Regions from separate parts of the Homo sapiens genome. Here region 2 is linked to region 1. The links are chromatin contacts, found by Hi-C or POLR2A ChIA-PET in ENCODE. All regions are on one chromosome and are shown on one strand. Each heading gives the region's core, a stretch centred on a gene start or an enhancer-like site at or near the end of the contact. The rest is flanking DNA. Distances are from core to core; before and after follow the strand shown. Region 1 overlaps LOC105372924 (a long non-coding RNA gene). Region 2 has its middle 95 kb from the start of LINC01710.

Region 1 (5,992 bases), core at 1,485-3,984:
TTGAGTCCAAAGGAAGAAGTTTCTGAAAGACAAGTGAAAGATGTAGCAGGAACTCCTAGTTCTTCACCAACATTTATTCTCACCTTCTTTTGTAGTAAAGGAAATTGGGATAAACGAGTGGCCACCTGTGTTGGTACTACATTTCCCAGACTCCTTGAGGTTAGTTTGGTCTTATGACTGAATTCTCACCCAGGGAATGTGAGCAAAAGTAGGGTGTGCCGCTCCTGAGCCAGAGCCATAGACAGTAGGCAATATCTTCCCCTTTCATACTGGATGTAACCACTGGGGTGTGCCAGCCTTGGCCATGTAAACAATACAAGACACAGAGACCAGCAAAGCAACAACTCACTAACAGCCAGGTCCCTGAATGATTATATGGAGCAGAACCAAAGGCTAGCCTGGAAACCTTAATTCAGACTGCTATGTGAAAAAGAAAGTTTTTTAGTTCTTCGAGTCATAACATCAGGAGACATTTTACTTTTTATTACATCAGCCTTCTCTAACTCTAGCTGTGGCCCCAGATTAATGACAAGTGGCATCCTAAATAGAAAGGCTAGTAAGATATCTCCTGTGGCTGAGAAGACCACAGAAATTGGATGAGGAATATATTTAGTAGCCCATTCTCACACTGATATAAGGAAATACCTGAAACTGGGTAATTTATAAAGAAAAGAGGTTTAATTGGCTCCTGGTTCTGCTGGTTGCACAGGCTTCTGCTTCTGGGAGGCTGCGGGAAACTTATAATCATGGCAGAAGGCTAAGGGGACGTAAGCACGTCTTTGTATGGCCAGCAGCAGATAAGAGGTAAGGGGGAGGTGCTATACACTATTAAAGAAGCAGATCTCGGAGAACTCTATCACAAGAACAGCAAGGGAGAAGTCCACCCCCATGATTCAGTCACTTCTCACCAGGCCCCTCATTCAACACTGGGAATTAAAATTCGACATGAGATACCATGTCAATATATGGTATAAAATCTAAGATGTTGCCACTTCTGTGCCATGTTGCAACTCTTCTTGGTGGCCTTAAAATCTGAATGTTGAACAGCTTTATATCAGTGGTATCTTGAGAAACTGAGAACCACATTGATGTAGGGCTGGAAAAAAATTGCTTGAGAAGATGAGACACAGAAGAGACTGAGAAGTCAGTGGAAGCGAGACATTATAGGTAATGGTGATCAAAGGACACATAGACCCTTAAAGACCTCTGAGGTATGCTGAGGAAGGGTACTAGACCTTGTACTATATGCAAGATGGGGATTCAAGACAGTTTTCTCAATTCTTGAAAAATAGCCTCAGAATGTTGGGAGATGAGATCAGACAGATGACAGACACTTAAATTACATCCTTCCCTGTCATTTAAATCCTCCTTGCATTTCAGCCTTCAATTCAAATGTCACTTCCTTCATAAAGTGGCACAAAATGTGGCATCTGGACTCTTGGATCAGCATGAAAGGGGATACTTTGGGGGTTTTCTACCAAGTTCCATGGACAGGATGCCTGGTCTGTAATGGGTAGCCCTACACGGCAAATATGGCATTCAGCTTTGCATCATTATAAATTAAAAATGCAATTTATGAAACGAGTCTTTTGCTAAGGATAGGTTGGTTTATGAAGTACCATCATGGCCTATCATCAGAAGGTCTCAAAATGGCCATGCCTTTATCTTATTATTTTCTTTCAGTATAAATTTGAACTTTCATTGTACCAATGGGTATAATAAATACCTCCCATCTGAGGGTGTACTAGCCTAAATCAGTGTCAGAAAGATGACCTCAAATTCCTAGAGCCTCTACCATAGATGTGAAATTCTAAATACAAAGTTTCTGGGTTTTTTTCCCCCCCTTTCAGGAAAGAACTCCCATTTCACTTTCCTCAGCAGTGGAATAAGTGGCTCAAAACAGCAACTACTGATGAAAACTCAATTTCCAAATACATTCCATGGCTTATTTGTGGACGGAAATGTTCTTTACCTTTTGAACTTTCAGATAGCTGGCAAAAGTAAATGCGCAAGCCTTTTTTTGTTGTTGTTAATTAAACAGGAAAAAATATCACACCCTGGCTTGGCTAGTAACCAAAGTCAGGGGTTTCTGAAGAATCACTTCACAGATGGGAGGCTGGATGACAGATACAAAGACCAGGCATGGTGCTCATAAAGGTGACACTCTTGGTATCTTCCTAGAAACCAGCAGAAGCCAGAGCTTCTGGAAGGGAGTGATGAGGAGGAGTGTAAACGATTCATTTACTCTGTGTATCATAACCTTGCACCTTATTGACTATAAATCAGAATCGTTTGAAAAATCACCACATCCCTTTTCTGTCTGGGCCTGTGAAATTGCTTCCTTTAATCCAGCAGAGAGATGCCTGTGGTTTCAGAGCTCTGGGATGTTCCATTCCATGTGCCACATGCATGTGGTTAGTTAATGACCTGGGTGTCTACTGAGGTTTGTGACCACGGATTGTTGCAAAGCTCTACCTGACTCCATTCTTCTCCTGGAGAAGATGAGAACATTCTTACCATATTAGTCATGCCAAGCCTCCACTTTTTTTGAATACACAGGAAATGTTTCTCTCCAACAGCACATAATTTGGCCAATAGCAGCTTCCTAGGTTCGGAGCAACTTCACCACCTATCATGAGTTCTCCAAGATAAAGTTTGTAGTAACAGTTTTAGCGGTGGAAATGTCACCAAGTTGCATAAACTCAAGACATGCTTTGGCATTCAGTCACTCTGCAAATATTTATTGAACAGAGTTCACTGGGGTCAATAGGATGAAGTGGATAGCAGTTATTTCTCCTCCCTAGAATTTCCCCATGACACACACCAAGTCACACAGGCACTATTTTGTTCTTAAAGGAGTATTTTAATATTGAATTATGGGCAGCAGTGCGAGCAGCACCACTCTTCTTATATTAAAGAGATGAAGATTAGAATGGCCACAAAGTTGGACATGAGATCCAGATGGTGCTATTTGGGGGCTGAAATGTACCCCCATGGCATCAGGACAAACAACTGCCAAAGCCAAGCTCCCAGTGCTAATGAATTTGTAAACAAGATCATGCACAGTCCTCCTAATTAATATTTTGTCATTTGGAACCTGACTATAGCCTGCCAGACAGGAAATCCAAGTCTGAAGCCATCTACATAATTCAAAAGAGCCAGTTAAAAAAACAGAAGGTAGAGGAAAGAGGTGTCATAGTCCACACAAAGCCAGTCAGTTTGTTACTGGGTAAAAATTGGTGAGTCATCTGTGACGGTCAGTTTTAGGTGTCAACTTGGCCAGGCTATGGTACCCAGTTATTCAGGCAGACACTAATCGAGGTGATGCTATAAAGCTATATGGTAGATATGATGCTGTAAATGTATTTGGTAGTCATCTACACTCAAGTTGACTTTATGTGAATGAAATTATCCTAGATTTTCTGGGTGGAAATGATCCAATTAGTTGAAAGGCCTTAAGAACAGCACTGAGGTCTCTCTGAAGAAGTTCTACCTGTGGACTGGAGCATCAGCTCCTGCTCAGGAGTTTCTAGCTTGCTCTATGGATTTAGAACTTGGAAATTTTTCTGTTTTGTTCACTATTGTATCCCTAGTACCGGCCCAATAGGCAATCCATTAATATCTATTGAATGAATGAATACATGAGCTTAATTCCATGGTAAAGTCAGCCAAGTATGTGAGGTGGTATTATTTAGATAAAACAGTTGACGTCCTAAATTTTAATTTTCTGCCAGTTTCCCCCGCTCTCACACACACACACACAGATACTCTCTCAAATGTACTCACTTGTGATCAAACCTTGTTCAGTCTTTCTCCCCCTCTACTTTTCTGCACAGTGGACATATTGGTCACATTTTCCCTATTGAGAACCTCTCTTCTTTCATAATTCTGTGCTGCTCATCCAACAAACTCCATCTCTACAGTTACCTTTTCTATGAATTATTCTAAGATTTCCTTAATAGAAGTTGTCTTGGTATCTCCTGAAAGCCTCAAAGCATGTGTCATCTCTGCTGTTCATGGGACACATAGCATTGATTGCCTCCTTCTGCAACTACATATCTAATAGATTGCTGCAAAAGTAATTGCAGCTTTTGCATTAAAAGTAGTGGCAAAACTGCAATGACTTTTGCACCAACCTAATAAACGCCAATGCATTCTGAGGAGATCATCTGTGCCCTATGCATTCCTGACTCCCTGCAGCAGCTGGCACAGTGTTCCATAATGGCAGATTTCTAATTCATATTTGCTGGAGAAATGAGTAGATATATATCCTTAGTTACCTGCTTTTTCAGTGAAATGAAGGAAGAAGAGTAAAAAGAATCAAGATGCTGAAAAAACTGAGAAACAGAGAGAGGAGAGCAAAGCAACACAAGGCTTTCATATTCTGACCTGCTCAGCCTCATCTCCTTAGCCTATCACCTCATGTACCAGAGTCTTTTTTGACAATGGGGTTTCCATTCTAAGAAGGTATTCTGTTTTTGTCTCTAAAATATTATAAATGGGAAGAATTAGGAAAGAAAGATTGAAATTTGATTTTACTTTTCTTATCCATACTTGTTTTGCATCGTAGCATTTATCACCATCTGTGGTATATTTATCGGTACATTGTCTTTCCTACTGGACTATAACATCTTTGGAAGTGATGACTTAGTATATTTGTTCACCACAAATTCCCCAATGCCTAGAACAATATCTAGAATAAATAAGGGCTCACTAGGTATTTTGAATGAATGAATAAAATTATTTAACCAAAGCAGTTAGTCATATCAGTGTTTGTTTTGCCAAATTTGTTTATTTTCTCAAAAGGGGTTAATATTCTCCTTCCGTAAGTCTGATTGAAAACTGTTATTTAGTCACAACCCATTTTTTCTAAGTATACTGTCAAACCCCTTAGATACTTCAATTGCAGGGCCATGAGGCAGGATCATACTGGCTCCCGCATGTATAGACGCAGATGTAGTGTCTTCCATATTTTCAGACCTTGACCAACTATTCCTAGGAAAATTTTTAAAGGTTTTTTTGTTTTGGAAAGCAATTAGCAAAATAGCTTTAAGCCAAATTCTGGAGTGGATGGTGCTTGATGGTTGAATAACATGAAGGTACTTACTGCCACTGAACTGTGCACTTAAAAATGGCTAGAATGGTAAATTTTACGTAATGTATATTTTACTGCCATTAAAAAATAAATAATAAAAAATTAATTAAACAAATTTAAGCCCACTTGTATTATGACTTGAGCTATTTTCCTCCTGTGTAAACTAGCTAGCTAAAAATTCAGACAGTAAGATTCCCTCATCAAAGTGAACAAGAAGCAAATCTCCCTTGCTTGCCTCTCTCTATGCTGGAATTCATGTGCCTTTCCCCAGTTTGACCCCAGCCTGAGATATAGACATGTTATTGAACAATGACTTGACTTTTCAAAACAACATAATAAGTTTCTACCATTACAGCCCCTATATTGCATCCATTTATTTTCCAAAACCTCTTGAACAAAGAGTACTGCTTCATATCATGTTTACGTTCAATAACATGAATGTATAGTAGACTTTGAAACAGTCCATAATTTTATACTGAAGGCTGCCATCTGAGGGAATCTCAGCATTCTTCTACAGTTATTTATTAGTTCCTACATTTATTGCTTTTTCAAAACTCAGAAATAATGGTGAAATTTAAAACAGCTTAATTAAACTTCAAATGTGTGGTTCTGATAAGCCTGGCCCAGAGCCATGGCATTCCAAGATTCTCAAATAGCATAATCTAATTAATTTTTTTTCTAGAACACAGAAGTCATAAACACACAGTAATCTGAAGCACTTAGTGTCCTGCCAGCTGGCATCTTCTCATTTCCAGTTTCCCTGCACTGTAATTTTGCTGCCATTTGTGAGAAACTGTGGATTTCTCCACTTTGGTAGATTGTATTAAGTTACGTGCTATTCAGTTGAGGTATTTTTTAATGAACTAATTACATGTTAGTTAATAAGAAAACATTGCT
Region 2 (5,675 bases), core at 1,436-3,935, 120 kb before region 1:
TGTAGTCAGCAGAGTTGGGATGGCTGGACCACCCTTGTTGTGTGCACAGGTCTGGTGATTATTGGGTGGGTGAATCCTGGGATAGGGTATACAAAATCAGGATGAATTCACCCTTTCTCATACTCTTTTTCATTGTTTTGTTCCCATACTTATTCCTTCATTTCTTTCTTTTCTTCCCTTATCCTAATTTCTTCATGAAGATATCCATAAACATGATGAAGATTAAAAATATTTAGGTGCAGAAAGTGTCTGTCACTTCTATACCTTCTGATATTTTTTTCATCTCAAGTGGTTATTGCTTTGACATTTCTAAGTGCACCAGAGAAATAAAGTTGAAGAAAATACTATGGAGGTGCTTTTAGGCTAGGAGTGAGACTAACAGGCAAACAAATCATGAGAGCTTGATGTGATTATGGCATAAAACGTACCATCGAAATGTGATGGCAAGACCGGAAGGCAGGTATCTGTTCATGGAAAACTTCAAGCAACAAGGAGAGGAATGGAGTTCTAACTGACAACAAGGGGAACTCTGGGGACTTCCAAATCACTGGAGGGCAGGCCCAGGTCTGGCTGGGGGTTTCTCAATCACTAGTGTTGAATGTCGTGAAAAGGAGTTCAGATCTGATTTTCTAAATCGGTGCTGGCATAGACTGATCACGTACAAATGGGAGAGAAAAGTATATAATGGTTGGAGCAATCAAGTCAATTTTATCTATGGAACAGCCTCTGATAGCATTAGTTATTACTTGGACTATGTCACACATGTGACTGTTATCTGCAGTTTCTGTCCCAATATAACTATTATTTCAGGTAGACTGCTATATACAATATCACACAATTGATAGATTATGAGTTAGAGATGTAATCTAATTTGCAGTTTGATACATTAGCTTGACCACAGTATTTATGGATATGACATGGCAGGACTAGAAGGAGAAAAAAAACAATGAGAAGGCTGTTAAAATGGTACAGAACCCATACCCCAGCCACCAAAAAAAAGCTGAGGACTTGAACTATGATGAGGGCAGGAAAGATGGGGAGAGAAACATATGTAGCAAACAGATGCTGGTGGACTGTCTTTGTCCATTATGGCAGCTACAACAAAATACTTTAGACGGGGTCATTTACAAACAGCACACATTTATTTCTTGTATTTGTAGAAGCTTGGAAGTCCAAGGTCAATGCACCTGCAGATCCAGTGTCTGGTGAGGACCTATTATTCATAGATACTGCCTTCTAGCTGTGTACTCACATGACAGGAGGGGCAAACAAGCTTCCTCAGGCCCCTTTTATAAGGGCACTAAACCCATTCATTGGGATAGAACCCTCATGACCTAAACACCTCCCAAAGGCCCCACTGTTTAATATTATTGCCTTGGGGTTAGGTTTCAACATATGAATTGGGGGGGGGACACAAACATTCACAAAATAATCATGAACCTGGTGATTATTTTGATGTGAAAGTTGGGAGAAAAGAAGAAATAAAAATAATCAATAAATATGATTATATAGGGATATATATGATGCTATGCCATCTTAATATGCAGTAATCTCCAAGTATGTAAATTCTAAATAAATCCCAAGTCTTTATAGATTCAACCTAGATAAATATCCTTTTATTTGTAGTATGCTAGGTTTGGCAATTACTCTAGGAAACACAGATTTTTAAAAAATGTATACTTTGAATACATCAGGTAAACCCATTGTTATTATTTAAAAAGCAACAACTTTAATGGTGAAAAGTAGAGATTGACATGAATATGCTTATATTGGGACAATGACCCCTACCTTGGGTATGTGAAGCATGGTCTTCACCTGATGGTCAACATCCACAATTCTTCACAATTGACCATGTCACACATTCCAAATAAACAAGCCCCAGAATTCTAAGGAATTTGGATGAGGGCACATTTGATGCACTGAATTATGTCCACCCAAGATGCATATGTTGAAATTCTAACCCCTAATATGTCAGAATGTGACTATATTTGAAAACAGGGTCTATAAACACATAATTTAGATAAAATTAGATCATGAAGACTAGCCCTTGTCCAATATGATTGATGTCCTTGTAAGAAGAAATCTAGGCGCACAAGCAGTTACAGAGAAACGACCATCTGAAGACACAGGGAGAAGATAGCCATCTAAGCCAAGGAAAGAGGCCCTCAGAAGAAAGCCATCCTGCCAACACCTTGATCTTGGACTTTTAGCTTCCAGGACTGTGAGAAAGTAGATGTCTATTGTTTAGGCCACTCAGTTTGTGGTGCATTGTTACAGCAGCCCTAGCAAACAAATATAGGGCACAGCTCATAGGTGGTCTAGAGTCGTCTGGCACTCTTGCTAGTCTGACGCCAAAACCTGTGTTCTTCTTACCTTAATCTTCAAAGAGCTGTAACTGAGCCTCTCTCTACTCTCTACCCAAGAGAACAGTGAGTATTGGCTGAATCATCATGGCTTCCATTCTCTAATTAAGGGACGTGTAAGTGCCAAGAGTTTTCCATCCAGTAGAGGAACAGCTACTCTACACTGATTATGATCTTTTAATTTATGATGACAATGATTAGGACGGAGAGAAAGTTTTTTAAGTGCTATACTATATTAGGGGAATAAAAAGGGAATTGCACAACAGTGTTTCAAAGCTTTGAACTCTAGCTTCCATAGATGACTGAGGACTTACTCAAAAGCTAAGAATGGTATTTTTGGATTGCTTTACTGAGAAACAGAGAGAGAGAGAGAGAATGCTACTTGATACAGAAAAAGCTTTGCAATGAACTAAAGGAAGAAAGGAACTAGCTAAGTTAGATATTAACTTAAACCACATCAATGTGGCTAAGCCTGAGGTTCTTCTACTATGCAATGCAGGTCACATTTCTTATATAGACACAGGATTTTTGCATTCTTTTATCATGATGTGATGATTTTGCCTAACTGTGGAAGTTGCTAAGCCAATACTAAGAACAGCACAAATCAACTTATTCTATTTGTTCTAAGATTTTTCCTTTGTAATATATGAATTTCCTATAAGCTAGAATTTATAAAATGGACTGAAAGTCACCTCCATACTTTTCCCATTTTCAGAACCCTATTCTACTAGAGTAATTCTTTTATAATAGTTATTTAGGAATTATCAGTTAAATCATGTTACATAGATATTTATGAATTTTTTTTTACTTGGTTTGGGTGAACATCTATTTTCTCACTTATTAGCCTGATGGGGATAGCATTGAATCTATAAATTACTTTGGGCAGTAAGGCCATTTTCGTGATATTGATTCTCCTATCCGTGAGCAGGGAATGTTTTTCCATTTGTTTGTGTCCTCTTTTATTTCCTTGAGCAATGGTTTGTAGTTCTCCTTGAAGAGGTCCGTCACATCCCTTGTAAGTTGGATTCGTAAGTATTTTATTCTCTTTGTAGTAATTGTGAATGGGAGCTCACTCATGATTTGGCTCTCTGTTTGTCTGTTATTGGTGTATAGGAATGCTTGTGATTTTTGCACATTGATTTTGTATCCTGAGACTTTGCTGAAGTTGCTTATCAGCTTAAGGAGATTTTAGGCTGAGAAGTTGGGGTTTTCTAAATATACAACATGTCATCTGCAAACAGAGAAAATTTGAGTTCCTCTTTTCCTAATTGAATGCCCTTATTTCTTTCTCTTGCCTGATTGCCCTGGCCAGAACTTCCAATACTATGTTGAATGGGAGTGGTGAGAGAGGGCATCCTTGTCTTATGCCAGTTTTCAAAGGGAATGCTTCCAGTTTTTGCCCGTTTTGTATGATATTGGCTGTGGGTTTGTCATAAATACCTCTTATTATTTTGAGATATGTTCCATTAATACCTAGTTTATTGAGTGTGTTTAGCATGAAGGAGTGTTGAATTTTATCGAAGGCCTTTTCTGCATCTTCATGTGGTTTTTGTCATTGGTTCTGTTTATGTGATGGACCACGTTTATTGATTTGTGTATGTTGAATCAGCTTTGCATCCCAAGGATGAAGCCGATTTGATCATGGTGGATAAACTTTTTGATGTGCTGCTGGATTCGGTTTGCCAGTATTTTATTGAGGATTTTTGTGTCTATGTTCATCAGAAATATTGGCCTCAAATTTTCTTTTTTTGTTGTGTCTCTGACAGATTTTGATATCAGGCTAATGCTGGCCTCATAAAATGAGTTAGGGAGGATTCCCTCTCTTTCTATTGACTGGAATAGTTTCAGAACGAATGGTACCAGCTCCTCTTTGTACCTCTGGTAGAATTCAGCTGCGAATCCATCCGGTTCTAGGCATTTTTTGGTTGGCAGACTATTAATTATTGCCTTAATTTCAGAACCTGTTATTGGTCTATTCAGAGATTCGACTTCTTCCTGGTTTAGTCTTGGGAGAGTGTATGTGTCCAGGAATTTATCCATTTCTTCTAGATTTTCTAGTTTATTTGCGTAGAGGTGTTTATAGTATTCTCTAACGATAGTTTGTATTTCTGTGGGATCGGTGGTGATATCCCCTTTATCATTTTTTATTGTGTCTATTTGATTCTTCTCTCTTTTCTTCTTTATTAGTCTGTCTATGGGTCCATCTATTTTGCTGATCTCTTCAAAAAACCAGCTCCTGGATTCATTGATTTCCTAATGGGTTTTTTGTGACTCTATCTCCTTTAGTTCTGCTCTGATCTTAGTTATTTCTTGTCTTCTGCTAGCTTTTGAATTTGTTTGCTCTTGCTTCTCTAGTTTTTTTAATTGTATAGTTAGGGTGTTGATTTTAGATCTTTCCTGCTTTCTCTTATGGGCATTTAGTGCTATAAATTTCCCTCTACACACTGCTTTAAATGTGCCCCACAGATTCTGGTACGTTGTGTCTTTGTTCTCATTTGTTTCAAAGAACATCTTTATTTCTGCCTTCATTTCGTTATTTACCCAGTAGTCATTCAGGAGCAAGTTGTTCAGTTTCCATGTAGTTGTGTGGTTTTGAGTGAGTTTCTTAATCCTGAGTTCTAATTTGATTGCATTGTGGTCTGAGAGACAGTTCATTGTGATTTTTGTTCTTTTGCATTTGCTGAGGAGTATTTTACTTTCAATTATGTGGTCAATTTTAGAATAAGTGCAATGTGGTGCTGAGAAGAATGTATATTCTGTTGATTTGGAGTGGAGAGTTCTGTAGATGTCTATTAGGTCTGCTTGGTCCAGAACTGAGTTCAAGTCCTAGATATCATTGTTAATTTTCTGTCTCATTGATCCATCTAATATTTGTGTCCTCTCTTATTTCCTTGAGCAGTGATTTGTAGTTCTCCTTGAAGAGGTCCTTCATGTTCCTTTTAACTTGTATTCCTAGGTACTTTATTTTCTTCGTAGCAATTGTGAATGGGAGTTCACTCATGATTTGGCTCTCTCCTTGTCTATTATTGGTGTATAAGAATGCTTGTGATTTTTGCACATGAATTGTGTAGCCTGAGACTTTGCTGAAGTTGTTTACCAGCTTAAGGAGTTTTTGGGCTAAGACGATGGGGTTTTCGAAATATACAATCATGTCATCTGCAAACAGAGACAATTTGATTTCCTCTCTTCCTATTTGAATACATTTTATTTCTTTCTCTTGCCCAATTGCCCTGGCCAGAACTTCCAATACTATGTTGAATAGGAGTGGTGAGAGAGGGCATCCTTGTCTTATGCCAATTTTCAAAGGGAATG

What was found. Hi-C counts contacts between places; a loop is a spot of excess contacts on that map. ChIA-PET counts read pairs that join two places held with the same protein, here RNA polymerase II (POLR2A). Pooled maps may share reads with other maps.
Region 2: a map of Calu3 shows a loop between it and region 1 (5-fold over the local background). The contact joins two enhancer-like sites. A Hi-C loop is called at or near these places in 1 of 168 maps with a recorded cell type or tissue (Calu3) and 2 of 50 pooled maps. POLR2A ChIA-PET finds 5 or more read pairs at or near these places in 3 of 52 experiments (AG04449, OCI-LY7 and PC-9).

What each region holds. Positions count from the first base shown.
Region 1 is chr1:218,702,778-218,708,769 of GRCh38, reverse strand. All of the region lies in intron 3 of LOC105372924 (a long non-coding RNA gene), which reads left to right. Among named protein-coding and RNA genes, the nearest start is that of LINC02869, 200 kb to the right of the region's middle. Within about 2 kb of position 2,734, at least 9 of the 41 ENCODE cell types and tissues checked have a DNase peak (open chromatin) inside an H3K27ac peak, as active enhancers do.
Region 2 is chr1:218,820,526-218,826,200 of GRCh38, reverse strand. No RefSeq gene overlaps it. Among named protein-coding and RNA genes, the nearest start is that of LINC01710, 95 kb to the left of the region's middle. Within about 2 kb of position 2,685, at least 2 of the 41 ENCODE cell types and tissues checked have a DNase peak (open chromatin) inside an H3K27ac peak, as active enhancers do.